Linked DNA regions of Mus musculus: regions 2, 3 and 4 are each linked to region 1. A link is a loop called in an ENCODE intact Hi-C map of the cell type or tissue named here. Cell type or tissue: gastrocnemius. All regions are shown on one strand. Links, peaks and the distances in the headings refer to the core of each region. The heading gives the core; the rest is flanking DNA.

Region 1 (8,450 bases), core at 1,677-6,676:
AGGCCGGCGCGGCCGCTTTCGGGGCCCCGCCCCGCGCCCCTTCCTTTTGGTTGGGGATGGAGGGGAGGAGGTAGGGAGGCCAGGGCGCAGGCGGGAGCAGGCGAGGGAATCCCTCTCCCTCCACGTCACCCGAAGGCGAGGAAACCCGCATTCGCGTCCTCTAACGCAAATGACCATCTTTGGCAACGTGCGCCAATGGAACAGACCAAGGGCGCTGCGCCCCAGGGGGGGTGGAGGAGTTCGGCGAGAACGCGGGCGGCCTCGGCGCCCCCGTAGTGCGAGGGCCGCGCTCTCCCACCCTCCCCGCCTCCCGCCTTCCTCGCGCGGGGTCTGTGGCTGGCGTCAGCGCGACCGCGAGCGAGGCCGGGAGGGGAGCGCCCCGCCCGCCTTCTCCCCTCCCCTCCCGCGCCTCTTCCTCCTCCTCCTTGTCCCAGGCCTCCTCCCCCGCCGCCTCGAGCGCTCCTCCCAGCAAGGTGGAGTCTAAGGTTGACGTGAGTGGATCCACATGGTGCGGGGCTGGAGAATAAAGAGTGTGGAGTTGAACTCGTGCCATTGTAGTGACTCATCTCGGGCAGAGCGCAGGGGCTCGAAGCGAGACAGTGAGCGGCGCTCGGCAGGGACAGAGAGAGAGAAAGAGAGCGAGCGCAAGAAAGAGGGGGAGAGAGGGGAGGGCGAAGCGAGGCGAGAAGCGCGAGGCTTGGCAGGTCCTGGAGCCAGCACGGGGTGCAGGTCACTGCGACGCGGAGCCACGTCCCTCTCAGCACCGCTCAGCCTAGAATCCCACGGGCGCTGTCCCACCGGCGCGATCGGGGCCGCTGGACCGGCGCTCACCGCCTTGTCCTAAGTCAAGTGTCCGAGTCGCCGGGAAACTCAGGCGGCGAGTTGGCCACAGGAAGTTTATTCTCGGGCTCCTTTTCTAAAAGGAGGAAACAGAAGTTTCTCCCAACCGGCAGCTTTTCTTTTTCGCCTTTTTGGCGCCCTGAGAGATCGGGGAGGGAGTCCCCCAGAGCTGCCAAGCGACACCCGCGGGGCTCCTAGTCTTTTTGCGTTGCCCATTTTTCTCCAGCCCGTGGGTCCCGGCAGAGCTCCGGCTGCGCGCGGGGGCGGAAGGGCGCGCGCAGGGGAGGGACCGAGGGACGCGCCGACTTTTTAGAGGGAGGGACTCGGTGGACAACCGGTTCCGCGGAGCTTGCAGAGCAGAAACGAAGTGCGGTGCGCGGCGATCGGGGGGGTCACTTCCCGAGTGTCGCTGCCTCCTGTCTGCCTTGGTTAGGGGACATCCCGGGAGCGAAAAGCCCAGCCCGTGGCCGGGCCGGTGGACCAGCGAGCGCGCAGCAGACTGTGCGCGGCCGCGGCGAGGGCGGGGAAGAAAACCACCCTGTTTCCTCTCCGGCCCCCACCGCGGATCATGTACCAGGATTATCCCGGGAACTTTGACACCTCGTCCCGGGGCAGCAGCGGCTCTCCTGCGCACGCCGAGTCCTACTCCAGCGGTGGCGGCGGCCAGCAGGTACGTGCGGGCCGGGGTGCACCTGGCGGCGCGGGCAGACTCCTACCCTCTTCTTGCTCCCACTGCCTCCACCCCCAACCTCCTTCTTTTCCCTTTCCTAGCCAGGCTAGAAAAATACTTCACCGCTGTAAGTTGTGGGTTTCTTTTCTTTTCTTTTTCTTTTTTTTTTTCCTGTTCCGCCCTACCCACTCTCCACTTTTCTTTTTCTTTTTCTTTTCTTTTCTTTTCTTTTTTTTTAAGCAAGTGGAGAGTGGGCTTGAAGAGCCAACGACACCCTCTCCCCCTTTTCGTACTTAATTTTCCAGAAAAGCTCTTGAAATTACAGGTCCCCTCCGGGAAGCCTGTTGCCTCCTTCCGAGCCGCTCTCCCTCCCTTTTCACGTTCCTCTTTCTAGGTAGTGGATAGGCAAGAAAATTTTTGCGCCCCCTAAGCCCCTCCCAGCCGTCAAGGACCCTACGGGGGGGGGCGGGGGGGAAGGCTTTTTAACCCTTTCTTCTTCTGTTATTCTTCGGTCTTAGCTGTTTTCTGAAAGGGATTGGGGACTCAAAAACAAAGCTGGGCTCCTTCAAGTGTTTGGGAGTGAGGGCGAGGGTTGCCCCTGGGAATTAGGTGCGAAGGTCAGGAAGGAAGAAGCTGGCTTTGATTGGCTCTTGACACCTCCTGTGACACCCCCCCTCCAGCTTCCGGTAAGGGTTGGGCAGGAGCCTGTACTTCCCCCCCCCCCCAGCAGAACTTTGAGGGGCTTGGGGGTACCTGGGGCAAAGAAGCTGTCAGAGAGAAGTGGGAGAAAGAGACACATCGCTTGAGCTCCTGAGTGGATTTAGAAGTAGAAAAACATCTCTTTCTAAAGCAGCCAGACTGGTTTGCACTGAAGGATTGTGCCTGTAATCTGTGTCTTTGTAGGTACCAGACAGGTATTGGTGGGGCGGTAGGGGTGGTAGGGTACCTGGCCTGTGTCGCAGGAACCACAAACACCATCTTGTGAGGGAATTGCATGAACTCAAAAGGTCCTCTGCCACCTGAAGCCCACCTTGGCAAGCATCTGGGAGTTCCTAGCCAAGCTGGCTGCAGCCAGAGTTACTCCATAAGCCAATAGCCATGGCCTTGACTTTGACCTTTAGAAGTCAACCAGATAGGAGGTCAGGGGTCTTCCAGGGAAGGGTGGAGTGAGCTGGGAAATATAATAAAAATATGGCTTTCTTTGTAATCTGACAAGAGGGGCACCTCTCTCAAAGTAATGTTCCATATCTGGGGAGTCCTTCTAAATGACTTTTCTGTGTCTAGCTCCTCCCAAGCCCCATACCTACTAAGCACCCACTGTAGACAGCCTGGTCTGAGCATTGAGGGTCCAGTCAGTGGACCCTTTCTTACTACTGAACACCCAAATCATACCTGAGAAGTAGTCGCTTATGTTTGCATCCCAGTACATTTGGTGTTTTGGGTTGAACCCAAACATCACTCATCAATGGGTTTAGAGTCCTTTATACCTGTTGTCCCCTACTTTCCAATCCAATAACCCCACCCCATGTACCTCTCCTTTCCAACCAACATAGAAGCTTTGCGTTTCTGTTTCTTCCACTAATGAGACCAAGACAGTGAGCACTGACAGTACAATCTCCCTGCCTGGCTTTGCTCAGACTCTGGGGCCTGGATGGGAAGTCAGACCGGACATCAGTGCCCCAACTGAATAATCTGTGTCACTAGGGCTTTGAGCCCAGGATGTGAGCGGAGGCAATTCCCTGTTTTGGAAGCAAATCAGACAGGAAACCGATGCTCGGATGAAGGAAGAGAGCTCCGTCCAGCAGTGTGTAATAGGGCCTCATTACCCAAGCAAAAAGCAGCTGTTGGCTAATTCCTAGCATGCTGTAACACAGGAGGATTTTGCAATTAGCAGCAACCAGTGCATGCGATTCTCAGGTATAGCTGCCTATTCTGCTCAGCCTTATGAGCAAGAAGTCTTTCAAACCAGAGGGATTGGCAAGGTAATGCCACTTAAGCCAACTCTCAGCCTTGTCGGGGCGGTGGGTAGGAGACGAGGAACAGGGGGAAGGCTTCCCCCTCCCTGATCTGGCTGTCTATAAAACTGTTCTGTGGTCCCAGTGATAGGCCTCTGTTTTTGTTACTTCCCAAGTCTGTGCTGCTACCCCACCCCAATCTGGGCTCAAGGTAACTTTATTACATGCCAGATAAAGTCTGTAATCAGCTCTGCTCCCAGCCCTCTACATGGGGAAGCTTTCCTGGCAGTTAGTGACTGGGCCTTCCTCCTTTATGACTGCACGGTGGACCAATCCAATCAGTGGAACTTGTGAGAAGTTCCTGGTTTTCCTTGTGCAAGTGCATACTATTTTCCCCCTGTTCTCCTTGTTTGTGGGGTCCTGTATCCCCATAAATTTGCTGTCTGGCACTCCCCCCCCGACCCCCCCCCCCGCGACATCTAGCTTCATAAGGTCTTAATACTGCGTCTTAGTACTAAGTACCTAGTACTTCCCCACTGACCTGTGGGGTGGGAGGCAGACAGCTCTTTGTTAAGACCTCTGCTTGTGTCTATGGCAGGAACTCAAAACACGAAAACTATTTCCTGTTGTAGCTATAATCTCAATCTCAAAGGTTAATCAATCCCTGGCAATTTAATTTTTTTTGGAGCTAGGTGGATGCACCTCTTCCTCCTGGAGTGTGCTTTGTTGTTGTGATTTTCTTTTTCCTGGGACAACACCTCCAGATATATGCTGTGCCCTGCTCCTTGGCTGTTACGGTTTCAGGGCCCTGGCATTACGCAATCCAGCCAGTTACACAAACATAGGTCATTTCATAACTTGTTTTCTTCAGCCAGGCCCCCTTCAAATGAAAAACAAAACAAAACAAGACACGGAACTTTTCCAAGGCAGCTATCTGTTCTGATGACTTGTGAGAGTAAGTCAAGGGCATTTCCTTCAGGATCAGGGACCATCAGGCCAACTTTTCCCCCCTGCCACATTCTTCCAACAGGCGTATGCGCGCGCGCACACACACACACACACACACACACACACAAAATTCCCCAGAGTGAACTTTTGCCAACTGTACCAGGCTGGGACATTCCTCACATCAAACAACTTTTACCAGAAATGACTGTGATTTCCCAAGTCAGCCTCAACTGTACCCCTCTAGTGCCCCCTACAGGACATTTTTGGAAGAGCTATTCTGAGAATGTATTTTTCCAATCTCAAGAGTGTTAAACTTCGTTAGTTTTCCAAATTCTTAGAATTTTTCTTCTTATTTAAGGCAAACGAATGTCATATATTGAACAATAACTAACTACAAATGACTTGAATTAAAACTGAGTTTAAGAAAAAAAATCTTTTTTTTTTTTAATAAAGCCCGGTTGGAATAAAAGAGTGCTTTTTTTCTTGTTCATGAGTTGCCTCCCCCAGCCCATGGTGTTTTCAAATACTCAAGGATTGTTTTCCCCATCTGCTTGTGTGGGGAATGTTGGAGAAGGGAGAGATGCGAATTGGTGGTCTTTCTCTCTTTGTTTTTTGTGATCTTACAGATGTTGTAGATTTGGATCATGCAGTGTTATCCCAGGAATGTATCTGTTCCGCGGATTCCTCCTGGAGGAGGTGCCCAGTTTCTCACCACCATGGGGTGAAACAGCAGTCATAAACTGTCTGAGAAGTGGTTGAATTTTCCTTTCTAAAACCCTGAGTACATTTCCATTATTGTATTGACTGAGTGTATTATTATTATCGAGTGTATTATTATTATCGTATTGTACTGACTGTCTTATTATTCACACTGAATATAAAATTTGAGGGCTTGAGGTGTTTTTTTTGTGTGTGTTTGTTAGTTTGTTTTTTCTTACAACAAACACACCAGAGCCTACACACCTAAATCACATAAACCATTATCATCATCATCATCATTGACATCGCCTCCTCCCTTGCTGGACTATATGCTTAGTTGAATGCTGAGACTGCCGTTCTCAAAGGCGTTGCAATACTGGGTTTTTGTTTTGTTTTGTTTTTTATTGTTTTCAGTGCATATAGAAAATTCTCCCTGCCAACAAATCTTCTCTCGAATGGTGAATTTGATATTTGAAAATTACCAAAAGGTCTTTGGAATTAAGTCTGACACATGAAGTCTGAATGGACAGACTGGTGAGACCCCAAGTCTTGTAGGTCTCGGTCTCCAGCGTCCATTTGGAAAGATGTTCTCCCATTCAAAGCTCATAAAATGGCCCCTTGCTGACAGCATCTTTGTGTTTATGCCTTGGACATTTTCCCCTTAGTTACACAATTCCGGTTTATGTGTTGAAAAGGAAAAATTAGCCTCACTGCTGGGTGGACGGGGTTCGTCTCTATTGTGTGTTGAGTTGTGACCTCAGCAGATCAAATAATGTCAGCTGTTCTGTTTGAGATCTACGTATCTGTCCCAATCCCGCTTGGTAACTTGACCCTCTGAGCCAGTAACAAAGCTGAATCAGCCTTGACAAGTGGCCGGTGTCACTAGGCTTCCTTTCCAGCCGTTCTTTAAGAGGTGACAGACCACCCGCCCTCCCATGGGAGCAGGCTACTGTCTCGTTCATGTCTCGTATGATTAGACAAGAATCAAGGAAGACATGGAATAGGGGTGTGGGCAACCCTGGTCTGATTGACTGCAGAACTCAGGAGATGGGTGAGAGGAGGAATTTTCCCATTCAGGAGTGGGACTCTCACCAGAAAGAGCAGGAGACCCGAGTAACCTGGGGATAACCCCTCAGGGGGCTCTGCCTCTCGTTTCTTTCTGTTTCTTGCTTTCCTTCATCCTGGCAGTGAAGTGCCACAGGCTAGACTGCTTCTTTTAAATGAAGCTGAGACAGAGAAGAGACTGGTGTTGGGCAGGTCCTCTGTGATAATGTGTATAGGATAAAAGTTTGGAAATTTTGAGTTATTAGCAGCAATTTCCATTGTGACATAAATGGTTTTTCCTCAGAGGAGAAAGGCCAGAGGTCACGATGACGGCCAATGTAATGCTATACAAGAGGCCCTGGGTCCAGTGAACACACACTTGCCTGATGTTGGTGTTGGGCCTGAGAAGTGTGAAGAGAACATGCCTTTTACCCCCTCTCTCCCCAGCTAGTCTGCTGGGATGTTGGATTTCCCTAGTCAAGGCTATAGAAAGGAGATAGGCCAGTTCCTTCCTGGATGGCCTGCCTGCCTCCCTGCCTCCCTGCCTGCCTGGCTGGCGTAGCAGCTTACAGGGTCCACAGGTTCATGTCTTGCATAATTGGGGTCCAAGAAGGACCTGCCCAACAGGATGGGTCAAGAACAGCAAGCCTGAGCTCTGTTTAAACTCTGCCTGCCTAGCTTAGGACTGTGGGAGTGCCTCCATTTGAGCCTAAGGGGATGGTGGTCTAAACTCTTGTTTTCCAAGACTACTAGGTATGACTCTTTCTGAACCCAAGGTCTCATTGTTGAGTCCGGAAAGACTGTTTTCCAAGTCAGCAACTTCTGGGCTGTGAGACTTCTCTGGTCTGCTGAGTTGGTTTCTGATGAGTTGGACAGCACATCACTGAGTGAGCAGCCCATTGCGCCTCAAGCACAGAATGCTGCTGGTTAACACTGAAGTCCCCAATCCCCAAAGACACACAACACAGCTTGTAAGGATTTGAACTTTTGCTCAGGGTGTGGAGATCCAAGTTGGTGAGCGATGATCCTTGGCTTCCTGGATGAGAGGGGTATCTCTCTTGGTTTGTTTGATTGGTTGGTTGGCTTTTGCTTACCTCCTACCTGAGCCTAGGAGACCAAACTGTATTTGTAAGTGAAGTTTAATGAGCCCTGGGATTCTCATGTATTCCCTACTGATGCTCCCTGCTATAGTGGGAGAACAGAGTTGCACCACAGACGGTATGGCCCAGAAAGCTTAAGAGCTCACCGGATTTGGCTCTGGAGGTCTATGGGGGCCATTGGTCCTTTTATAGACATTTACCCAAAAGTTGACAGGGAGACACAATATTTCTAGTACTTAGAAGCTCTGCCAGGCTGGAATGCCATATAGCCACCCAACATTTCAGCCCTGTCCCCAAAGGAAGAGTTTTCCAGGGGCTTGTACCCCAAGAGAACTTGGTCCCTGGTTACTTCTCACATTCTTCTCCCCACCCCCAACCCCCCATCGCTGCCACATGATACCGGGTGCTGTCACAACATTGCCCTGCAGCCAGAAAGCTGTCTTGGTTTCTTTCTCGTCAGTGTGAACTCCTTCATGGGAATCATGACTCCATGTCCCTTTTATGGGACATTTGGGTCATTCTTCGACTGTTGGCATAGGAGGAGAGCCTATTAGTCAAGTTCACTTCTGAGACCACAGACTCTTAGCCTTATCTCCTCTCTCTTATCCCAATGCCACTCTCTGAATAACACGTTTGGAGTTGAGACAAGACCCATCTGCCAGATCTAATTGAAACTTTTGTGCCGTCTCTCCAAGAGGATCCTTTGGAGACAAAAGCCTTCTTTATCAGGGCTCAGTCCCCTCTGGGGACAGGACATTGTTTTTCTTGCAGTTTGGAGCCGGCATGTTATCCAGATGGCTTACCCTCTGTCTAAAACAAGGTGTACACGCGATTCAGAGGCAGTCATTACCTCCCGCCTTGTTTTTATTGCCGCTTTGTTTTGTCTAGACCAAGCCATCGCTGCAAGGAATCTGGCTGGTGTCTACGGGAAACTGTATGAGCATTGAGGGCCGGAGAGGAGCTGGGAGGCTCCTGCCTATCCCAGAGGAATCTCAGTCTCTAGCTTGCTTTGGGCTGTCCGCTCCCTTCCCCAAGCCTAAAACCGGCACACTGTTGTTCTTTGGAATGAGCAGATTTCTTAGATGCTTTCCTAAAAAGAGAGCTGGCAGCTGCCCCCAAGGAGGAGATGGTCACGTGAGGCCATTGTCCTGGGCACCCCTTCTATCTGAGGACCTGTCTTGGAGACGAGCAATA
Region 2 (8,450 bases), core at 1,802-6,801, 530 kb before region 1:
TCATGTTCTGGGCCATAAAAATGACCCTTAACTTGTCCATTTACTTAAGGAGTATTCACTGAGCAACTGTTATATACCAGGTACTCTGTTAGGCCCTGAAATACAACAGTAACTAAAACAGAGAAAACCTCTATCCCCATCTGTCTTATACTCTGTTCTGAACATGAGCCTGTGCTCACTTCCTGAGGTCAACCTTTGTTACCAGGTCAGTAAGCCACTCCTTCTAGAACGTTGCCTCTTGAACTTCAGTGCTTTCAGATCATCGAGGGATCTTGTTAAAATGCAGATTGTGATTACAGAAGTCACCACGGAGCCTGAAATCTGCATTGCTAGATAGTTCTCAAATGCTGCTTCTGCTTCTGCTACTGCTTCTGGCACTGGCAGGAGGTAGAGGCAGGAAAATCAGTTTAGAGATCTCTCCTGGAAAGCATTCGGAAGAATTAGAGCCCCGTTTCAGTTCTCTCAGATTGAACTGGCACAATGTGCCAAGTCAAGTATCCAGGAGGAAGGCAGTAAGAACAGTATAAAAAGCAGCAGACATGGTGGTGTGCACTTGTAAACCCTATTCTGTGGAGTAGGAGACAGGGGGATGCCTAGGGCTTGTTGACCAGCCAATGGAGACCTCTGTACAACAACAAAAACAACAAAAGAAAACACCCCCCAGCAACAAAATAAAACAAAAACAAACAAACAAACAAAAACAAAAGCAACAACAACATCCTCCCTCCAAAATCAAAACAAAGCAAAACAAAACTAAGGCCTGTCAAACTGGAACTATGAGATGTCTCTGTAGGCAAAGGCATTTGTAATCCCACTACGCCTTGGCAGAGGCAGGAGAATCTCTGTGAGTTGAAGGCCAGTCTGGCCTCCATAGAAAACTCCAAGCCAACCAAATATACCTAGTGAGACCCTATCTCAATAAACCAACCAACCACCCACCATCCAACCAACCAACCAACCAACAAACCAACCAACCAATTAATCAATCAACAAATAAAGCTAACCAACCAACTAAACTAACAGAAACCAAAAGAGAAAAAAACAAAACAAAACAAACAAAAAGCCACCAAAACCCCCACACTTCCTACCCTCAAAAACCGTGAGCTCTGGGGAGTCTCTGGCTGGTGAAAGGCAGCTGGCTCTGTGCTGTTCTTTCCCACCGGATGCCTCTGTGGCAGCTGCCCTGCAGTCCAGCTTCCCACCCAGTGCAGGAATGCCTGTCTCTGACCAGTCTGCACCTTTTGCCTCCTCCAGCTGGGTTTCAGCCCATCGGCCCCCAGCCCCCCACACCCTTTCAGATGCTTGACTTTAGCACCTACACTTTTCTCCCGTCTGTCACCCACCAATCAGACCGAATGTTTTGACTTTCCCAAGCCTGCTCCTGTCAGGGTCTTTCCAGCAGAGTGTGAAATGTGTGGGCGGGAAGGGTGTTGTTAGCAGGGCCTCCATTAATCTTTCTGGTAGCAACTAAGCTTCCTGGTTTGGGTCTTCGGTCTTGGGCGTCTGTTAAGAGGCCTAGAGCCTTCTGGAATGTAGGTGTGCACCTTTCTCTTTGGTTATTGCTCAAGACTTCCTCATTTATTTCAAGTTAGCCACGTTCTCCGCTCCTCTGCTTTCCCAGAGGAAGCAGATCATCACGCAAAACGAATTCCATGGCCACACCTGCAACTCAGGGCCTACTAGTCAACCCAGAAGTCATGGATCCCACTTAGTACGGTTCAATTTTTCCCATACCTCAGACCCTCTAGGGCAATGGTTCTCAACTCCCATTGGGGGCCAAATATCAGATATCCTGTATATCAGATATTTACATTACAATTCTTAACAGTAGCAAAACTACAGTTGTGAAGTAGCAATGAAATATTTTTATGACTGGGGCTCACCACAACATTAGGCACTGTCTGAAAGGGTCCCACCATTATGAAGTTTGAGAACCTCTGCTCTAAGGGAATTTTGCCTAGCTTGAACTTGTGCAGATCTTGTGCTTGCTGTCATAGTCTCTGCAAGAAGGGGAAGTAGGCACCAAGTCCCACCTCCAACCAAAAAGCTCTTGGCAACTGTTAGCTTCTGGGAAACAGAACATCCATTTTCTTTCATAGAGTGGCACTGGGCATATCAACCACAGCCCAGGGCACACCTCCTGGCCTGGACAAACTGAACTCCATGGTTCTGTTTTGGGGCGGGGGAAGGCCAGTGATTAAAGCACCACAGAGAAGTCTACTGGCTGCTCTGAGGGGACAGTGAGGGAAGTGTGGGGTGAGATGGGGCATACAGGTCAGGAAATGCTTTCTAATGGTATTGCCTTGTAGTAGACCTCAGTGAAAAGGCATGGGGCCGAGTCATGATGGCAGGGTTGAATGATGGGGGCATATTAACTGCCAACCTAAGGATGCCTATTCCCTGGAGACTGAACCCAGGGCATAAGCCCAGCTTTCAGTCTTATTCTCCAAGGTGCTCTTTGCTCTAATACTAAATTGTTGAGATTTGATTTTGAAATTGCCTTGGTCTGCCTGGAGGCAACTGAGCAAGTACCATCACTTTTCGGAAAACTCAATCTTCTCCTGTGGGGTCTCCCTTCTACCAGTACCCATGTTCCCTGGTCTGAGGGATAGGTTAGGGAGCTAACACCACTGATCTTGTGGACAAGAACAACAGCTTTATTCCCCAACTTTGAGTCAGGCAGGGCGTATGTGTGACAGTGGACTGGATAGTGTGCTGTCAGGGACCTCCCAGCATAGAGAGGTCCAAATCCCATCACTAAGTGCGTGTCTGCCAACACGAGGCAGGTGCACCTAGGATGAGGTGTGGGTTCTCACTCCCGCCATCCACTCTCTGGGTGGAGATCCGGGTTAAACAGTGGTGTCCTCTCTTCCCTCCCCAACTCCAGCTTCCACAAAGGCTGTACTTGTTCTCCTTACCTAACTAACTGCACCTTTCCTTTCTGGCTGCCTTTGCTGCTCTGCACTTTATAAGGCATAGAGGGCTAAGTTCAGGTGGAAAGAAAAACTAAATCTGGAATTACATCTGTATCAGTAACATCTTAATCAAGTCACCAGCTGCCAGCACTGTGTTAGGTGTAAATAACAGGCAGATGTACCTAATGGGAGGAGAAAGTAATTGCCTCCTTCACACTCCATTCAAGCATTCAAGAGACATGGTATCTTTTTTGTGTTCCTGTGTTATATGTGTGTACATGTGAACTGGCACACATGAACATATGTGCATGTGTGGAGGACAGGCCAATGTTGCTTTCTCTCTACCCTATTTAATTTTTTTGGAGATAGGATCTTTACTGAACCTGGAACTCTCTGATTTAGCTAGACTAGCACTAAGTACATGCCTGCCATATTTGAAAATTTAAAATATGACCTCCAGATTTTGAAGATTTGGATTCAAGACCTAGACTTTCCACTAATAACTGGAACAGCCTTGGCCAAGTTAGTTATTCTTATCCTTGGATTCCTCACATGGAAATGGAAATACAGCATTGCTGAGAAGATCACTTAAGACAACAACAACAACAACAACAACAACAACAACAACAACAACAACAGGCCAGAGAGGATTGCTTAGCCACTATGAATATTTGTTGCTCTTGTATGGGAGTAGGGTTTGCTTTCCAGTACCCACATGGTGGCTCACAACTATCATAACACTCTGGTTCCAGATTTGAAGCATGATGCTAAACTTCTCAGGTACCAGGCACACAAGTGGTACACAAATATACAAGCAAGCAAAACACTCAGGCGTAAAAATAAATTATAATATAGGGAGAGTCATTATAAACACACAAATTAAGCAAAACAACAGCAAAAATAATAAAATCCTGATTATTAATTGGGAGATGAAGTTACCAGTGAGGTCCCTGGTGGTGGAGTTAGGACTTCTTGCACAGGCATAAAAATATTGCTGGGCAAATGGTAGATCAGAGTACAATATCCAGAGACTACCCCACCCGGGGATCCATCCCATAATCAGCCATCAAACCCAGACACTATTGCATATGCCAGAAAGATTTTGCTGAAGGGACCCTGGTATAGCTGTCTCGTATGAGGCTATGCCAGTGCCTGGCAAATACAGAAGTGGATGCTCATAGTCATCTATAAGATGGAACATAGGGCCCCCAATGGAGAAGCTAGAGAAAGCACCCAAGGAGCTGAAGGGGTCTGCAACCCTATAGGTGGAACAACACTATGAACTAACCAGTACCCCCAGAGCTCGTATCTCTAGCTGCATATGTATCAGAAGATGGCCTAGTCGGCCATCACTGGGAAGAGAGGCCCCTTGGTATTGCAAACTTTATATGCCCCAGTACAGGGTGGGTAGGGGAGCATATAGGGAACTTTCGGGCTAGCATTTGAAATGTATATAAAGAAAATATATAATAAAATTAAAAAAAAAAAAAGATAGATCAGTGTCTCTTGGGAAAGGCTACATGTTTTGGAGCCAGGCAGATCTGGGTATTGTGATATTTGGCAGTATTATCTTTTGTATGGAGGGGGGGTCCTTCCCATAATACCACAAAATTCACTACCAATAAATCACTGAGTCAGAGACTGCCCGAACTTCAGGGGAGGGCGTGGCTTCTGTCCACTTCCTGAGCCTTCTACCGGAACCCGCGCATGCCCCGGAAGTAGTCGTTGAGCTCTTTAGGCGGGTCTCGGTGAGAATCGGTGGACCATGCTGCTCTCCGCTGTCTCTTGTAAGTCGGTCTGAGGCGGCGGCAGGGCCTGCGGCGTGGAGCCGAGGCGGTGACCCGCAGGTCCCGAGGTGGAGCCCGGAGGGGTGGAGGACCTGGCGCGGCGGCTGCCACCCCGCGGCGCGCCTCCGGGTCTGGTGAGAAGGCGGCGGGAGCCCCGTCGCCCTCTGCAGGGGTGTCCGAAGAATGTCTACTGGCCGCTGTGGTATTACCCCGCTGCCTGGCTCCTGGCTGACATCCTGATTAGAGTTAGCATCTCAGGCGACTTTGCTGCAGTCTGTAAAGTTCAAACAAGAGCTGTGTTGCAGTACAAATATTTACACTATAGAAGGGTGGGGATAGAGCAGATATTACTTAGAACGATGTTAAGATGGCAGACAACTGTTGATTATACCAAGACAACAACAACAACAAAACATTCATAATTGTGTGGGCCAGACTCACACCAGGAAAAAGTTATTTTAGTGTAAAGTGGGGAATACTTTTAAAGTGTTTTTGGTTACAACTAATGTTGATAAGCACTTCGAATGAAAAAAATAACAACCTTATCTTTTTTCTTTCTTCCAACCTTTACACACACAAGTTGCCAAGAGCAAGTCAAAGTAAGTAAGGTTTTTGTTTTATTGGCCCAGTGTTTGGGTTTGATCTCCCAAGAGTTGATCTGGGGTTATTTATTTGGTTAATTATTTTGTTGATGTGAGCACCTTGGGGGAAAAGTCCTTTGATGGTGCTACCATTGACAGTTCGATCCTGGGTTGCAGATACATAAGCTGAGAATGCATCTGATATACCAAAACCACAGATCATGTCGCTTAGCAACCCTGCTTCCTCTTCCCTTTGTGGCTGGTAGGAAGCCGAGGTACCCGTTACTAACTGGGGAAGAGAGCACAGTGGGAAATGTGGCCTCTTGCAAAGCAGTGCATTTGCACTGGGTAAACTGAGGATGTAAGTTGAGGACTGTGCTGTCTCCCTTCTGTCCCAGGGAGTATTCACAGCCTTTGTGTAAAGGAACTTTGCTTCTGGTCTCACCTCAGAATCTATTAGTTCATTGCTTTGCTCCTAAAGCAAGCATCAGGCTGGTGATCTGTTTGGCTCTACCTAACCAGAGCCATTTGCCTGAGTCTTCTGCAGGAATCTACAGATGAGCTCTGATTTGATGGAAACCTAGAGCCTGTTTATAGAAGTCAGTCCAAGCACTAGAAAGATTGCAGAGCTAAGCGTTAGGCAGCTGGAACTGAGAGGCTAGACCTGTGCCTTGCCTATGGGCCAGTCCATCTGTTCCATAATTTCAGCCCTAGGAGGCACAGACTTAGTGTCTTGTAGGGCTCCTCACAGAGTAAGTACCCCATAGAGACTTGTTGAATCCGTGTGACTGAATGGATAATTATGTTAATTATATAACCCTCTCTCCCCTCCAGTACTGGGCATTGAACCTAGGCCCATGCTGGGCACAAGCTCTCTTCCTGAATTCTGTTCAGCCTCATATTTGTTTTTCTAAGTTTTCAGACTCAATGAGTTGCCCAGGTTGGCCTTGAACTTGTGAACTTCCTGCTCCAGCCTCCTAAGTGGTTAGGGTTATTGGCCTGTACCACCATACCTAGCATCATTGTCTTTCTTGTTCCATCAACAAATACTGTAGTCTTCAGGGGCATTGTTTGAGGAGTAATGTGGCCTTCTTGGCTTTATTTTGTTTTGAGACAGGATCTCAGTCTGTGGTCCAGGTTGATCCTCCTGTCTCAGCCTTCAGAGTGCTGAAATTATAGATGTGAGCCTCCATGCCCGATTGTGGTTTCAAGTGCTTCAGATGTGTAATGGCATGACGAATGGCTTATGTGGGGAGGCAAAGATGACACACACATACGAGAAAGTAACAGCACAGGTATTCAAAGGTCAGGGAGATAAATGATAAGTTTGCTGGTTTGGATGGCTAAATGAGATACAAAGGTGCCCAGGGCCTGTGCATCAGTGATGTAAAACTTGAGATCTATTTTGTCCCTTCTTGCTATCAGTCTTTTTGGAAGATTGGCTCTCCTTAGGCAGCCATCTTCAGGGTTGCCTTACTGTATGTAGCTGTGACTACTGTCACCCTATATATTCTCCCACCAGATGTCTGCTCCTCATGAGAGATGCCCTCAGAGGCTGATTCTCTGATTTGGCTTCCTCACTGCCGCTGTTTTGGCAAGGTTGTCACGGAGTCACTGTAGGTCAAGAGCCGTTGAAATAGTTTAATGGGAAATGTAGACTGTCATGGCATGGACCCCTCTTAGGGCCACTATGACTCCATAGCAAAGTGTGCTGTGTGTTCTTGGCGGCCTACCTAATGTGTTTTGAGCTTGTGACAGTGCATTTTTTTGATCTTAGAACTATCCTGGTGAAACTAGTGAGCCAAGCTGGGACAGGTTTCTCCTTCAACCACAAGAGAAGCCGACTCCGAGAGAAGCTGAGCCTTCTGCACTATGATCCAATAGGTAAGGCTCAGAGAAGTGACATCACGGCAGCTCATGTTCTCAGGACCTTCTGTCTCCTTTTCAAATGAATGTCTCTGGGGATTTTGTGGCCCCCTTGGAATCGTGCCATTCACTTAGGGATATGTGCTGAATGTTACTGTGGTGCTAGCTAGCTGCTATGCCAGGTGTGGGTACACCAGGACACAAGAGCTTTGAGAGGGAGGGAAGATGTGACATCGTGGTAAGTAAGTGCTATGAGCAAACCCATCGGGCCACGGGGAGATGGACTTGAGCTGGGATAGTCAGGCAGAGCCTCTAAGAAGGGTTAGTTCATGAAGGGAGGAATTCAGCTATCTGAAGAATAGGCAGTCATCTGCGAAGGGGAGGGCATGGCCTAACAGTGGCAAGTCACAGGGTTCAGGTATGAGTTAAACAAATAGAGAACATGTGTTGGTACATTTTCTATCATGATATCTACCAAAAATGCCATAATAAATGGTAACTTTAAGTTTGTCTAGGAGACAGACATACTTGGGCTGATGAGATGGCTCGGTGGATTAAGGCCAGTGAATCTGGTGACCTGAGTGCCATCATTGTGGCCTACATAGTAGGAGAGAATAATGGCCTGCAGGTTGTTCTCTGACCCACACACATGTGTCTCTCCCGCATACACGCACAATAAGTAAATACAGCAAACTAAACAGAGACAGGTTCCAGAGGCTAGGTGTCTCCTCACAAACCCAGCCAATGTTGGTGGAGATCCACCCTTCCCTAGAATTTATGGGCTTGGCAAAATAAGCTGCCGGGTGTTTTATTTTAGAGTTTGGGGCTTTAGTTTTTCTGCCCACTTTAGTTGCCTCCTAGTAAGATAAAGGCAGAATTATCATGAAGAGGCATTAAAAAATCTCAAGCCCAGTTGTCAGCTTAAAATTGTTCAAATTCCATTTTGTTATAGAAATAAAATTCCCTGCTGTTTTTATGATATCCATATTTCTGACCATTTATTACTGTAATAAAAAGGGAATTCTAGTCTTAGTCGTGAAGACCAGAACTCTAAATTTCAGGAAGATTCCTGTATGCTGGAGAAATTACTAGAATGAAGAGGTTTGATACTGGATTGGTGTTCTCATTCCTTCTGATTTCCTTGTATTAACTGGTTAAAAAAAGTGCAGAGAATTATACTAATTCTAATATAGTAATATTTTACTGCTATTTCATTCAGCTTCTTTAGAGTTGACTTTTAGGAAGCCACCAGCATTGGTAAGTGTTTGCTAGATGAGCTGTGATAGTTTAAATATGCTGGA
Region 3 (5,000 bases), core at 1-5,000, 210 kb before region 1:
TATAGTTGGCAGAGTTACAACTTTGTGTTCATCCACGTTGTAAGCATTTGCCCTTTCTCTCTTTGGCGCTATCACTGGCATTGAAGTTGTCTGGCAGCCTCAGTTCTGATTTAGTTTATGCCTGATGATTTTACTGGTATGGAACATATTTTTGTAGGGCTTAAGCCATCAACAGGTTTGTCTTTTCACTCAAATGGCTCCCAGGGAGAAAATATTTGATCTGCAATCACTACATTCTGAGGGAATTATTTACCTAGGTCAAGACCTTCAGGAGTTTGCTTTTTAAAAGAAAAACATACATACATACATACATACATACAAACATCAGTTAAAATTATTAATTTCCTATTTTGTGCCACGTACTCTACAGACACTGTTCAGAGATTAGAGTGGGCATTACAGACTAAAAACACAGATGCCCAGGCTCAAGAAAAATAGTGTCCTATAAGCGACAAGCACAGAAGCTACTGCCAGTGCAAGAATCATGAGCTCTGTCCTGGAGTTCTGACTCCACCAGGAGGTCCATCGCTAGAGTCCCAAGAAGGACAGGAGAAAGGAAGACATCTGCACAGTTTTGAAGGATGAGTAAGTTTTCCCATGACGTGAATGGCAGTGTGAGCATGTGGGACAGAAGGGCTATCATCAGCTCTGGCTGCTGCAGCAGGGGCATCCGTAACATAGTCAAGATTCTCTGAGTGGAACATCGTGCATATTTAACCATGAGTGGTCCTCGCTACAGCTTAAGCACCAGAACTTAGTGAAGTTAAAGGTCACCCTTTAGTAGCGTTTGACATCCTCAGAGAAATTCATACAATGGTTGCTCTTTTTAATGTTTCTGGGATATTCTTTTTTGGCTAGTTCTATGTCAGGTCAGGCAATGTTTGCACCCTGTGTTTGGATAGTAGCTAACACCATTCTGGGTCTCTCAGTCACGCATGCCCCTGTCTTAGGGTCTTTGCTCAGCCAGTGTTGGGTTGCAGAGGCTTCCATCCAGGGAACCTGCTGGCAGGCAGCTCTGTACAATCACCACACATCCTCATACTGTGTGGTACGAAGCAACATTGATGCGCTATCCTGGACTTAAGCTCATAAGGGATACTTCACACATACTTGGTGGCTCTTTGGAGGACACAAGTACTGGCATCTTACAATGCAAATTACACGCATTTATCCAGGAGGCTAAATTAAGTGGGATGGGAAGGAACACGTATTGTTTCATTTTCCTCGTGTGTCTTTTAAGCATGGGTAAGTGGCATGCAGTAATGAAGCAGAGTGTGTGCAAAGGGTGAGGTGCTTTGATGGGCAGTGGTGTAGAGTAGAAAGAAATTGCGGTGAACGGGAAAGTTGGGAACGTACAGAGGCTTGTGGGCTGCATGTGAGTTGTCAGCATACAGTACATAAAACAAGGTTTAACATCATTTAGTCAAATTTCTATAGGCTACTACAAAGTTAAACTGTGACGTGCTCTGTGAACTTTCTAATGTTCGACCATGATGATCCCAAGGTTTTTAGCCATGCACAGCCAGCTTTCCAACAGATTCCTTCTAGAGGGAGGGCACGTAACTGAGAAATGATTTAACCCAGCCAGACATCTTCAGGGAGTTACAGAGGCAGTGTTCTTTTAAGTGGCTTATGTGGCATGTGAAGAATGCCTGTGGAGCAGAGAGCACAGGCCCAACCATTTACCCCTGGAGGGGAAGGAACACGGGTGGCACTTTCTTATTAATGTCGATAGGACCTCAGGACTACTCCATGGCCCCTCGGGTTCCTTGGGCATCTGGGATCGAGATGCTGGAGAGCCAGTGTTCCATTTAGAGCTTGAGCCATTTTCCAATCCAGCAGACCCGAGAGCTTGGAATTGGAACATGGGCAAAAGCTGAGCCAGGCAGAAATTAGACACAGGCCTTGGAGAAATTCCACTTTACTTTTTCTATTATCAGAGTCTTTGGCTTAGCCCAACCCACCCAATTGTCACAAAAATTCTTCATTTGTTTTCTCTGGATTGGTCAGAACCTAGATTCCCACCTTTGAAAAGGATTAGGCAGAGCTCTGGTGGACCTGTACATGACCTTTCCCTGAAACTCCTGAGAAGTGCTAAGGTCTGGGCATCCCAGAAAACAGAACTGGAGTGGTAGGTGTGTCCTTCCTGGTACTTGTCCATTCCTGCTTGCAAGTGCCCTGCACAGCAGTGACTTATTGCAACTATGACAGGGGCACAGTTGCAGCTTGCTTAAACATGTGTTTATCAAGTGAGGTTCTAATTGCATTTTGTAATTGAGGTAGACTGAGGGTCGAGATCTTAACTAGAATTGTAACTTCTTTTTCAAAAGGGGTGTGTGTGTGTGTGTGTGAGGGGTATGTATGTGCATGTGTGTGTGTGTGTCAGGGGTATGTATGTGCATGTGTGTGTGTGTGTGTCAGGGGTATGTATGTGCATGTGGAGAGGGCACTGGATTCCCTGGAGCAGGAGTTACAGGTAGTGAGCTGCCAGTTGTGGCTGCTGGGACTGGGACCCAGGTTCTCTGGAAAAGCAGTGCATACTCTTGACTACTGAACCATCTCTCCAGCCCACATGTATTCACTTTCAAATGTAAAATAATCCATTATATTGTTGCCCAAACCTCATTTAGTAAAAATTTAAATCTTATCTACTACATCCATCTCTTCAGCCAATTACTAATTCCTAAATAAAGACCAAGGACCTCAAATGAAGCCCTTTGATTTTGTGGCCGAGCAAGCTAAGAGTCATAATTATTGACAGGAGAATTCTTTAGAAATTTGTAATGTACTTTGACATTTGTGGTGCTCTCCCTAAACGGTGGTTAGATCCTGGGCAAGAGAACATTGTGTTTGGTCTCTGAACCTTGTGCTTCATACCTGGGTAGTACAGATAAGTCAAGCACTCTTGAGATACTTGAGATATGCTTTATTTCTGTAGATGACACCTGGAAGAAGCCAGATATTGCATGAATGGTTAAAGCCCAGACTCCACAGTCAAGCAGATCTGGATTTGGATGCAACCTCTAGTGATCTGCCAGTGATCCTGGACAGGTTCCTTAGTCAGTTCAACCTCAGCTTCGCCACTTATAATGTGGCTGTGAAGAGCAAATTGAATAGCACTCGGTGAACCATGGCTCTCGCTAGCTTGGGCTCCTGGTGCCAGGCTGCTGCTCCGTTGTTGAGATGACCTCATTTTAGATTCCCCATCAGTAACTAGGTAGCTCCCTTCCTTACACAGCTCTCATAGCGTCGTACTTGGAACATTTGATTTTTTAAGCATCTTGACTGGATATGACACTGCATTGGTGACATTTTGATAGCTGTCATTGCATGGTTTAGTTCCAACATCTTTCAGCACATTCAAAGCATCAACCTTTCCATGTTGGGGCTTCTCCAGCAGCAATTATAGCCACGGGGGAAGAAAAGCTATACATGTTCCCCTAAAATATCACTGAGATTTGTGTCATAGGCCTCTGGTGACAAAGACTTAACTGCTAGATATCAGTTCTCCACACTTCCTTCAGATAAAATTAGACCATAGAGTAACCATTTGATCCATAAGTATAAAAAAAAGATTTTCAATATTTCTGTACAAAATTAAAGCAGGTAGCAAATCTCTTACTTCTAAGATTATTTCTATTGCGTGTGGACAAGAAGAGTGGGGTACTAGACATTGTGATCAGTTTTTCTGTTTAGCCTGGTGGGTGCTTGCCCTCCCCCAAAGCTTCCCAACCTGCTGCTTGCTACTTTCTTGATGACCTTCCTGAGTGTGAGCCAGACCTCCTCCATCCAACTCAGCAGGTGGGCCAAGATAGGTTTATAATTAGCTTTCTTAACAGCCCCAACTGGCCACTCTTAAAATAATTTGGCTAAGTGTGTCCTCTTGTGTTATATGGGATATGCTAGTCGTCAGCTATCCCAGGAGGTGCTGGAGATCGGGAGAGTTGCATGCTTGTGGAGCGGGAAAAAATAACTTTCCGTCCCGAGTTTGAGATATGTCACAGAAAATGTGTATCTGGAATATCTCATTGGACTTAGATGACCATCGTTCCCCCGGTTCCTGGATGCCCAGACTTTGTGTAAATCACATGGAACTGAGAACAAAATTCTAGGAGAGAAATATAAGACAGTTGTCTCAACCTGATAGGTGCCAAATGCCAAGGGCAGATACTAATGCCACATGAATAAAGAAAAACTATGTGCATCGAGCCTTGGAAAGGGGAGCAAATTGGAAGGTGGAGTAAGGGAAGCTCTGGCCTAGCCAGAAGAAGGAACAGGAGGGAGGCAGCATCTCCCTGACATGTGTGCTGCTATTGGACAGATCAGCTGGGCAGAGAAGTCTTGGAAGTAGTTCTGTGTAGCCAAGGCTCCGAGGTGATGGGATCTAGAGACTGGGAATAAGAATTGAGGCTCTCTGCTCCTTCAAAGGCCACTGCCTATTGAAGATGCCAGATTGTTTCTGCCTGGGTCACACTGGGCCACAACCATGTACCTCTCCCCCACTGGGGAGGTAGAAATGAACAGGTAGTACCCCAAACTGGAAGATTTTCCCAGAGAGCTCTTCTCTTCCACAAACTCCTACACTTGTGTGTGAACACAAGGGGGGGGGGCTCAAAAAAAGCAGACTCCTTCCCTTTGTTATACTTAATCTCTTGATATCAACAGTCATAGGACAGATAGTGACTTATGTGCAAGCCGTCAGATATAGTAGTGTTAGAAATGTATGCAAGCAAGGCTGGGCAGTTCCACACAGATACTTGGTATTTGCTTTTCTATGTGGTTTCTGTTATATCAAACACAAGGCAGAGAAAGTTGCCCCCACAGCCCTGCTGGAGTGAGCAAGTGTGCTCTGGCCTGCTACAGGCCACTTTCTGAGCTGTCCAGGCCATGGAAGCACAAATAGCAACCTCGGGCACATAAGGACACGCACAGGCCACAGAGCCTGTGAAGGGCTCTGTCAGGTTTCAGTGAACAGATGTTTATCCCACAACGCTTCCCCT
Region 4 (8,450 bases), core at 2,172-7,171, 440 kb before region 1:
TTTCTAACTAGGGCAGAAACTGATACATAGTGTAAATCCAATAAAAATGAGTTGAATGACCGAAAAGAACGGGTGATATACATGCTATAAAAAATAAGGACTTAAAGTATAATTAATGCAGATCTGTAAACTGAACATATAAAAAAGAATCATGTATTTTCATATCTTTCCTTAGACCAGATTTGATTTCTCTTTTCGTTGTAACATGAAACCGTTTTTAAAGACAGGGAGGGTTTCGTGTAGCACAGACTGGCTTTAAACTCCTTGTGTGGCTGAGGATGACCCTGCTGTCGGTTTTTTTTCTTTCTTTTTTTCTTTCTTTCTCCCATTTCCCAAGTGCTGGATTCCAGGCATGTGCCATCATGCTTGATACAACATGAAACCTCATGAAACTTTAGACAGGATAATGATAAACACAGATGGGCATTACAAAATGTCAGCTGGATGAATGAAGGAGTTTTAAGAATTATTACTACATGGAGCTTACTACACATAGAAAACTAAAATTAAAAAAAAGGCTCATTGATTGAATTATCAGTGTCTGGCACTCAGCAGTATATAAAGTGAGTTGGACTTGGATGCCTTCCAAAAAGGCTTAGTGAAGCATTTACTTCTAAAGTAATTCTATAGTACAGGCATGATGTCTAGGCTGGCTACATTAAATGCAGGAATACAATGAGAGTAATGGAGTAATGAAGATGCTACTTTTAGATTTGAAGATCTTTAGTTATTCTTTACCAGTGTCCAAGATAAACAGTGAATATACAGAGACTACAAATTTCCACATGGAATTTACACAAAAAGGCACTAGTATTGGTCTCTTAGAGAGAATGATAGGAAGGAAACAAAGTCTGGGCCTTCTGGGTTTCAGCCTTCATTTTGCCTTTGACTGGCTGTGTGATCAGAAGTGACCTGTTTAAGCTCTTGGTCACCTCATATGCAAATGTGAGTGAGGGTGGACTGAAAAGATCCAAAGGTTCCCTAAGTGATAGTGTAAGGTTATTTGATGCTGATATACAGTGTGAGTAAAATGCTCTTAAAAGATGCATACCGTAATCTCTCCAATTTAGAAATATCTTGTATACAGCAAAGGAGAACTTAGGTAGTGAATAGCCAATAAGATATAATAAGAGAAGGAGATTATCTTGAGTTATTTAGCTGGGATCAGTGTAATACAAGGGTTCTTATAGTGCACATGGAATGAGTTAGGCTGATGCTATGTGAGAAAGACTTAACCAACTACTGTTTGCTACTAAGATGAAGGGGACCTGACTAAAAAAGTAACAGAGAAGCTATAAACATTAAGAAAACATCTCCCAGAAAGGAACCTCACCTACTGACTCCTTGATTTTAGTTTAGTGATTACTAAGCAAGACTTATGACCTCCAGAGCTATAATAATATTAAGGCAATCAAATCTATGGCAAATTGTTTCAGCAGTAGTAGGAAACTAATATAACCATGACACATATTTTACAAACAAAGCCAGACCAATTTTATTCAGGGTTCTGAATAAAAACAAGGTATATATATAAAAAAACCCAAACAGATCATGAAAACTTTTTAAGAAAAATCTATGGAAATTAGTAGTCTAGGGAAGAGTTTTTAATTAGTGACTCATATGAAAAATATTAACTCAAATATTTTATAAGAAAATGACAAGGGAAATTAGGACATTTATCCATAATGTAAGTTTCTAGGCCCTGGCTTACTTATCTATAAACTGAGGGGCTAGGATTAATAGCCCGTAAAATTTCTCTACTTCTGAAATTTTAAAATTCTGACATCATAAAATTAGCCTTTGCCTCTGGGTATCCCTCATCCCCTGAAGTCTGAAGACTAACCACCTTAAGAGACATTAGGCTGTCTTTAGTGTGTGATGGTTAAGCTTCTCAGAAGGTGGTGGACTGAGCCCAGGACTTGGCCCATGCTGAACATGTACCTGACAACTGAGTAACAACCCCTAACTTTGTATGTTCTTGATGGAACTATTTCTAAAGTGAAATATTCTCCCTGTGTTTTAAAAAAAGATTTATTTTATATATGTGAGTATACTACGCTGTCGCTGTCTTCAGTCACAGCAGAAGAGGGCATCGAATCCCACTTCAGATGGTTGTGAGCCACCATGTGGTTGCTGGGAATTGAACTCAGAACCTCTGGAAGAGCAGTCAGTGCTCATCCATCTGCTCAGCCACCGCATTCCCTACTTTGATCTAAAACAAACACCACATTCTACCTTTTCTTCAAGAACTGCCACTGGGATTAAGTTAGTTAGGATGGACTGGAGACAGCCTACACACAGGGACTTATGGACAGGTTAGTCTGCAGCATTCCTTATCTGGGAGATCAGAATGACGAGACCCTTTGCATATGCTCGGCCTAGGGAGTGGCATGATTACAAGGTGGCCCTGTTGAAGTAGGTGTGTCACTGTGGGTGTGGGCTTTAAGACCCTTATCCTAGCTGCCTGGAAGTCAGTATTCTGCTAGCAGCCTTCAGAGGAAACTGTAGAACTCTCAGCACCTCCTGCACCATGCTGTCTGGATGCTGCCATGCTCCCTCCTTGATGATAATGGACTGAACCTCTGAACTGTAAGCCAGCCCCAAATAAATGTTGTCCTTTATAAGAGTTGCCTTGGTCATGGTGTCTGTTCACAGCAATAAAATCCTAATGAAGACAAAGGACTTTTCACACTTCCAAATGTGACCTGCCAAACTTAAATCTTTACTATCTGGAGCTTTACAGAAAGATGTGCTGACATCTTCCCCTAGAAAAATACACATAAGCCTCCTCACCAAAGGTCTCCAGCTATATTGTCTTCCAGTACAGAAAATCATGCCTGCCTCAGCGTAACTTAGGACAAGGTAGCAGCTCAAACATTTCTGAAAAAGGAAAATTTAGAATTTAGAGACAGACTTGGGGCTGTAAGCCTGTAATCCCAGCTACAGCAAGATAGCATGGTCAAGTGCCTAACTTACATGGTACAAGTTCAGCATGGGGAACTTAGTGAGATTCTGTCTCAAATAATAAAATTAAAAGCTATAAGTGTAGTTTAGTAGTAAAGTATTTACTAGCCATGCAACGGACCTGAGTTCAATATCTAGCACCACACACAAAATTATATAAACTTTAATTATTTGTAGCTCTTCTGTTATTGCTTCATTTAAAAAAATCATTTTTTTACTTTTAACTCTGTGTGTAGGAAAGCAATGCACTTGGAGGTGTGGGACCCTTTAGATGGGAGTTACAGGTGGTTTTTATCCAATGCTCTTAACTGTTGAGGCCATTTCTGTAGTCCCTACAACATATCAGGGTTTTTGTCAATTAACTTGCCTCTCCCAGTCTCCTTTTTCTTTCTTTCTTTTCTTTTTCTTTTTTTTTTTTTGTTTTTTTCGAGACAGGGTTTCTCTGTGTAGCCCTGGCTGTCCTGGAGCTTACTTTGTAGACCAGGCTGGCCTGGAACTCAGAAATCCGCCTGCCTCTGCCTCCCAAGTGCTGGGATTAAAGGCGTGCATCACCACGCCCGGCCCCAGTCTCCTTTTTAATTCCATCTTTTCTGTTGTGTTTGGTAATTTGAAAGCATAGACTTATTTATTCTATCTATCTATCTATCTATCTATCTATCTATTGTGTACACACTCATGCATCACATATGTAGTGTCCTTCCACCATACTGGGCTCCAGGAACTGAAGGGCATTAGGCTTTAGTCAAGCACCTTTACCTCATAGCCATCTTGATGAATCTGATAACAATTTATAATGTTTTAAGCAAGATTAAGTTAGATATATGAGGCCCCTGGAGCTGTTTTTAAAGTAGATATAGGTAGTTTGGTGAAAGGGTTTGGTTGTTTTGATTACCCCAAGGCCTTATTTCAAAGTTCTCTGCTATCTTTTGGAAAAATAGTTTAGGGACCGATGACACTAAGTTGCTGGGAAATATGGTTATTAACATAAACAGAATTATATGGCCTGAGTTTTTTGGAATACCTGAACTATTTTTTTTTCTACAATGTATATTGCTTATCTGCTTGGAAAGCTGTTTTCATAAAAACAGACGACAAAGCAGAAGGATCTTCCCTACAACCTCTCTGACCTAACTCAACTATTCTCATTTAGCACTATTTGGTCAGGTTTTTAGTGGCTGTAATTGTCATGTTTGTGTGTGTGTGTGTGTGTTTTAAATTTTGAATTCACACTTAGGTTCACCACAAAGGTTGGCCCATGGTTACATTTCCACATAAAAGTAAACTGTAAATATGGAACACTGCAGGAATGCCAACATGAGTGAAAAGGTGTTTGCCTCAGTGCCTTCTTTCACGTGTTCAATCCAGTAATACCCAGTTGGGTCTGGTGGACAAAACACTTCTTGTGCTCTCAACCCTGTGAAGTAGGTACATCATGTTCTCAGAGGTTAAAATGTCATGGGGCAGCCTGGCCAAGGAAACAGGTGCAGGTGTTTGGGGGCGCCCGTAGGTGGGGGTGTCTATCAAAGCTTTCATTCAGTCCCCCCACCCCCCATCCCTGTCCCTTCCTCTGTCATTGACCTCCACAAACTTGAATTCTGCCTTTTCACCTCAGAAGTCGTGCTTGGAAACCTGAAGCTTTCAGGAAAGTTCCAATGGTGGGTGCCCACCGATCCGAGGCCCGGGCATCCACAGTGTGGCTCGCCCTCCCGAGACCTTGCGCTGCGGCCCCGCACTAACCTGACCAGGTCGGTCATGCAGGAACCCACCACTACCACCGCTGCTGCCTCCTCCTCCTGCCAGGGCCTCCCGGGCTCCCCACACGCCGCCATTACTAATCCTGCTCAACCCTGACGCTGCCCTTTGCCCTTTGCCTGACCCCGTAACCAGGGACGCCGCCCCGTCCTCCTTAACGACGCGGGCGTTCCACCCGCCTGTGCCGGTCGCCCTCCCAAATGCCCGAAATCTCTCCGGCCTTTGGCTAGTCCTGATCCCTCTGGGACCGGTGTTCCTGCCCCGCCTCACAAGCACAGGGCCCGGCCGCCACGGCGAGAATGACAGAGCGCGCCAAGCACTAGGCCAGAGCTCCCGGGAACCTTCAGGCGCTACCCGGTCGCCTTCCTCAGCTTCCGGCTTCTCGGCGCGGGGACGCGCACGCCCGGCCGGCTCCGGAGAGGGCGGGACGTCCGGGGGAGCGCGCACGCATCCGGCCCGCGGTTCGCGCGCAGGTCGGTGCGTCGGTCGGGGGCGCGCTCGGGTAACCTGTACCCCGTCTAGTCGCCGGTTACTGATCGGACTTAAGTTCCAGGTACCTGGACCCGGGCTGGTGCGGGGAGGTTGGATCTCAGTCGCACAGGTGGCGCAGAGAGCCATGTTTGAGTATGGCCAGAGAGCTAGCCTCTTCAAGAGAAGGCCCGCGTTCCAAAGATGCCCCGCTCGCCCCACAGCACGCGGATTCCCTCAAGAGCCGCCCCCAAGATCTGAGGCTTCTCTTTCTCCACGTATCTCGTTCAGTCCTGGTTTCTGATGAAGCCCGCCTCTTTTTGCACTTGATGAGGGCATCATACAATTTGGGAGAAAGGGTTGGATCCCTTTAGATTCTCCTCAGAATGGGTGGACATTCTTTGGATCGGAACCAATTCGCTCTCCCCGCCCCTCCCTGATGTTGCCCAGTGGAGAAATTGCTCCCCCACAGTAACTTCCCTCGTGCGCCATATGACGTGGACGTGATGCAGCAGGAGGCCACCCCTTTCCGTTCCATGACGTCAACGGGGGCACATGTTTCCGTGTTTGTCATCCTCTCCTAATTGCGAGAGCCTAGATGGTGCTTTATACGTCTTTGTGTTCCCCAGACAGCCTGCCCACTAAAAGACCTCATGTGACCTTATCTTGCGGCAGCAGATTTTTTTATAAAAATTATATATTTGCATCTTCCGTCTGCAATACATCAAAATCAGGAAATACAAATTGCAAAACAAGCATTCAAGAGAGGCAGGTCACCAAAATTTCCTGCTTCTCTGGAATCAGTTATAATGGTGCCATATGTAAAGGAGAGGTGTGTGTTTCTAATCCATATCCCTGCATATTGTACCAAAGAATCATCTTTTTTTTTTTTTTTCTCTTCAAATTCCTGATTTTGGAGTCAGTATAGTTTTTTTTTTTTTTAACTTTCATTTGTTAGTGAAGTCACACTTACTGAAACATCTTGAAGCTGCACAAAACCTTGCACTGTCAAAAACTTGTATTATAGCTGCTGTTCTGGAGATAAAGACAGAAATCCATTCCCTCAGGTGTGATCCTAACGTCTTGACAGTTGCTGAAGTGGAATGGGTTTTCATAATCACTAGTGTGGTTTGGCGTCTGGAGAAGGTTGTTTCCTTTGGCATTTAATTAGTGAATCATTCAGGCTAGTACCAACACTGGATCAGCAGGAGCCTAGTTGGTGTCTAGCTGTAAAGCAATCATGTGTATAAATTCGTGACTTTGTCTTTATATTTACCGAAGTGTATGCTTTAAAAATTCACCTTGGTGCTTTCTTTAGTGGCCATTGTAATTAATGCTTGAGAAGAGGATAGGAATAGTGGAATTTGAGAGAGCTCTGGACCTGAATTTCAGTCCTTCTGTTTGTTCTTTATGTGACATTAAATAAGTAACTTGATTTGGCTGGTCTTTAGCTTTTGTATTTACAAAATGGAAACAGTATTCATTAAGAAACTGTGTGTGTGTGTGGGGGGGGAGTGGATGTTTGTGCAGAGAGGTGAGTAACAGAGATCATGTGTGAGGTGTTAGTTTGATTTCTCTTTCTTGGAGAAATTTGGTGTAAATTAGATACTCTGAGGAAAAAAACAAACCATGGAACAGTTTTTTTTTTTTTTTTTTTGTCATAAGATATCCTTCTGCTTGCTTCTCAGATGACTCTGTGTGTTTTGAATGTGAAGTAAATGAGCATCCCCCTCCAGGAACTGTGACATAGTGGGCAGACATCAGGCAGGACTGTGGAGTTTAGAAAAGTCTTCAAAGTGATAGTGTGGGTGAGCCTACTGTCCAGAAACAGTTACCCAAGTCACCTGGAATGTGGGAATTAGAAACATGCCTTATACCAGACTGTGAAGATGAATGGCAAGGCTGCATATGGAAGTGACTTATAAGTCATGCCATGCTATAAGATATATGTATTTTTATGATAGATACTATATATAGGAAAGGAGACATTTGCTCATGTTAGATGTATTAGAATGTATGGGGAGGCCAGCTCCCAAGAGTCAGAAGACAACCATGTAGAGACTAAAGTATACTGTGTAAAGCTTAAGCACCTCACAAATATTTCGGGGGGGGGCATCATGGTGTCACTGTGTGTGTGTGTGTGTGTGTGTGTGTAACTACAATGATAAAGCAAACATTCAGTTTAGCAGAGCTTATAAATTCTTATGTGGCACAGTGCTTAGAAACCAGAACAGCAGGTACTCATAATTGTACCTGGATGGGAATGAATTTGCTTTCATTGTGGGATTAATCTTTCAGATGGAGAGAGACAGTAGTCATTTGAATTGACTTATTCACCTCTAAAGCAGTAGCTTTCACCTATTAGGAGTTCGTGCACACTCTCCTGCAGCTCCGTGAACATCCAAATCACATACGTGTGATTTATTGCTTTTGTATTATCAAGTGTAAAGACTTCGCAGTGCCAGAAAATCAAAGACTGAAAAGATTCAATTTGTCTTTGTTGCTTAATATCTGGACACGCATAAATCTCTGCCCTATGTTTTTATAATTTAAGTGTCAAGTACCTTTATCCCCCAGATTTAGCTGTATTTAACCCCTATGATTTGTGTGCATGTGTGTACATGGTATGTCTGTGTATAGAGTATGCATATATATGTGTGTGTGTACATGATTTGGAGAGAGGATAGTGTTGAGTATCTTCCTCTATCGTCCTTGACCTTAGATTAGAGAGAGGGTCTCTCACTGACTTTGGGCTTCACGGTTTTGGCTAGACTGGTGAGCCCAGGGAATCTGCTGAGTTGAAACCTGCAGTGCTGGGGTTATAGATGTGTGCCACTAGGCTGGCTTTTTACATAGCTGCTGGGGTGGAAGTCATGCTTGCTCAGGCTTGCTCAGCAAGCACTTTACTCACTGAACTGTTTTCTCGGGGCCCTCACCTTATTAGATTTTGAGGGTCTATTATATCTTCTCCATTGATGAATTTTTCTTCAGTTTTGCTTCCCTCACTCATTTCTTTAGAGTTATTTTAAGATTAATTTGTTTATTGAATCTATTATTTGAAGCCATATTCTGAGCATGGGTTTTAGTTATGGGCCAGTCCAGTATCCATGGTCCTGGTCAATATTTAATAAAGCTTGCTTCAAATATGGTCTAGAAAAAATTCCATTATTTGAATTTACCACATTATTATTCAGTAACATTATTAAATGTTACTGAATACTAAGTGTATGTTAACTGCCTTTGTTAAATGTAAGAATTTCAAGTTA

Evidence for each region. A loop is a pair of places that touch in the nucleus more often than their neighbours do. Peaks named below come from ENCODE experiments on the same cell type or tissue, not always from the same donor. Only the 100,000 strongest peaks of a DNase experiment are listed, where the experiment ranks them.
Region 2: a loop joins it to region 1, with 2.8 times the contacts of the local background. A loop is called at or near these places in 15 of 42 quality-filtered maps.
Region 3: it touches region 1 in a loop (2.9-fold over the local background); 22 of 42 quality-filtered maps call a loop at or near these places.
Region 4: a loop joins it to region 1, with 6 times the contacts of the local background. A loop is called at or near these places in 27 of 42 quality-filtered maps.

The regions. Positions count from the first base shown.
Region 1 is chr5:32,135,296-32,143,745 of GRCm38, forward strand. Fosl2 (fos-like antigen 2) reads left to right here and starts at 1,177. Exons shown (of 4, transcript NM_008037.4): 1 at 1,177-1,510. The coding sequence starts at 1,409. In gastrocnemius, for the core only: a CTCF peak has its summit at 4,673 (motif pointing left); DNase peaks (open chromatin) are centred at 1,938, 2,116, 2,523 and 4,551; H3K4me3 peaks cover 4,463 bases; H3K27ac peaks cover 4,903 bases.
Region 2 is chr5:31,609,321-31,617,770 of GRCm38, forward strand. It overlaps Mrpl33 (mitochondrial ribosomal protein L33), which reads left to right and starts at 4,631. Exons shown (of 4, transcript NM_025796.3): 1 at 4,631-4,702; 2 at 5,283-5,301; 3 at 7,061-7,167. The coding sequence starts at 4,681. The region is part of intron 2 of Gm38424 (a long non-coding RNA gene); the gene reads left to right. In gastrocnemius, for the core only: a CTCF peak has its summit at 4,842 (motif pointing left); a DNase peak (open chromatin) is centred at 4,698; H3K4me3 peaks cover 1,912 bases; H3K27ac peaks cover 1,469 bases.
Region 3 is chr5:31,929,696-31,934,695 of GRCm38, forward strand. All of the region lies in intron 7 of Babam2 (BRISC and BRCA1 A complex member 2), which reads left to right. Among named protein-coding and RNA genes, the nearest start is that of Gm52770, 67 kb to the right of the region's middle. In gastrocnemius, for the core only: no CTCF peak of the experiment used is centred there; no DNase peak of the experiment used is centred there; H3K4me3 peaks cover 527 bases; H3K27ac peaks cover 3,197 bases.
Region 4 is chr5:31,692,809-31,701,258 of GRCm38, forward strand. Rbks (ribokinase) reads right to left here and starts at 4,802. Exons shown (of 8, transcript NM_153196.1): 1 at 4,702-4,802. The coding sequence starts at 4,793. It overlaps Babam2 (BRISC and BRCA1 A complex member 2), which reads left to right and starts at 5,242. Exons shown (of 12, transcript NM_144541.1): 1 at 5,242-5,269. In gastrocnemius, for the core only: no CTCF peak of the experiment used is centred there; DNase peaks (open chromatin) are centred at 4,870, 5,143 and 5,680; H3K4me3 peaks cover 2,141 bases; H3K27ac peaks cover 2,642 bases.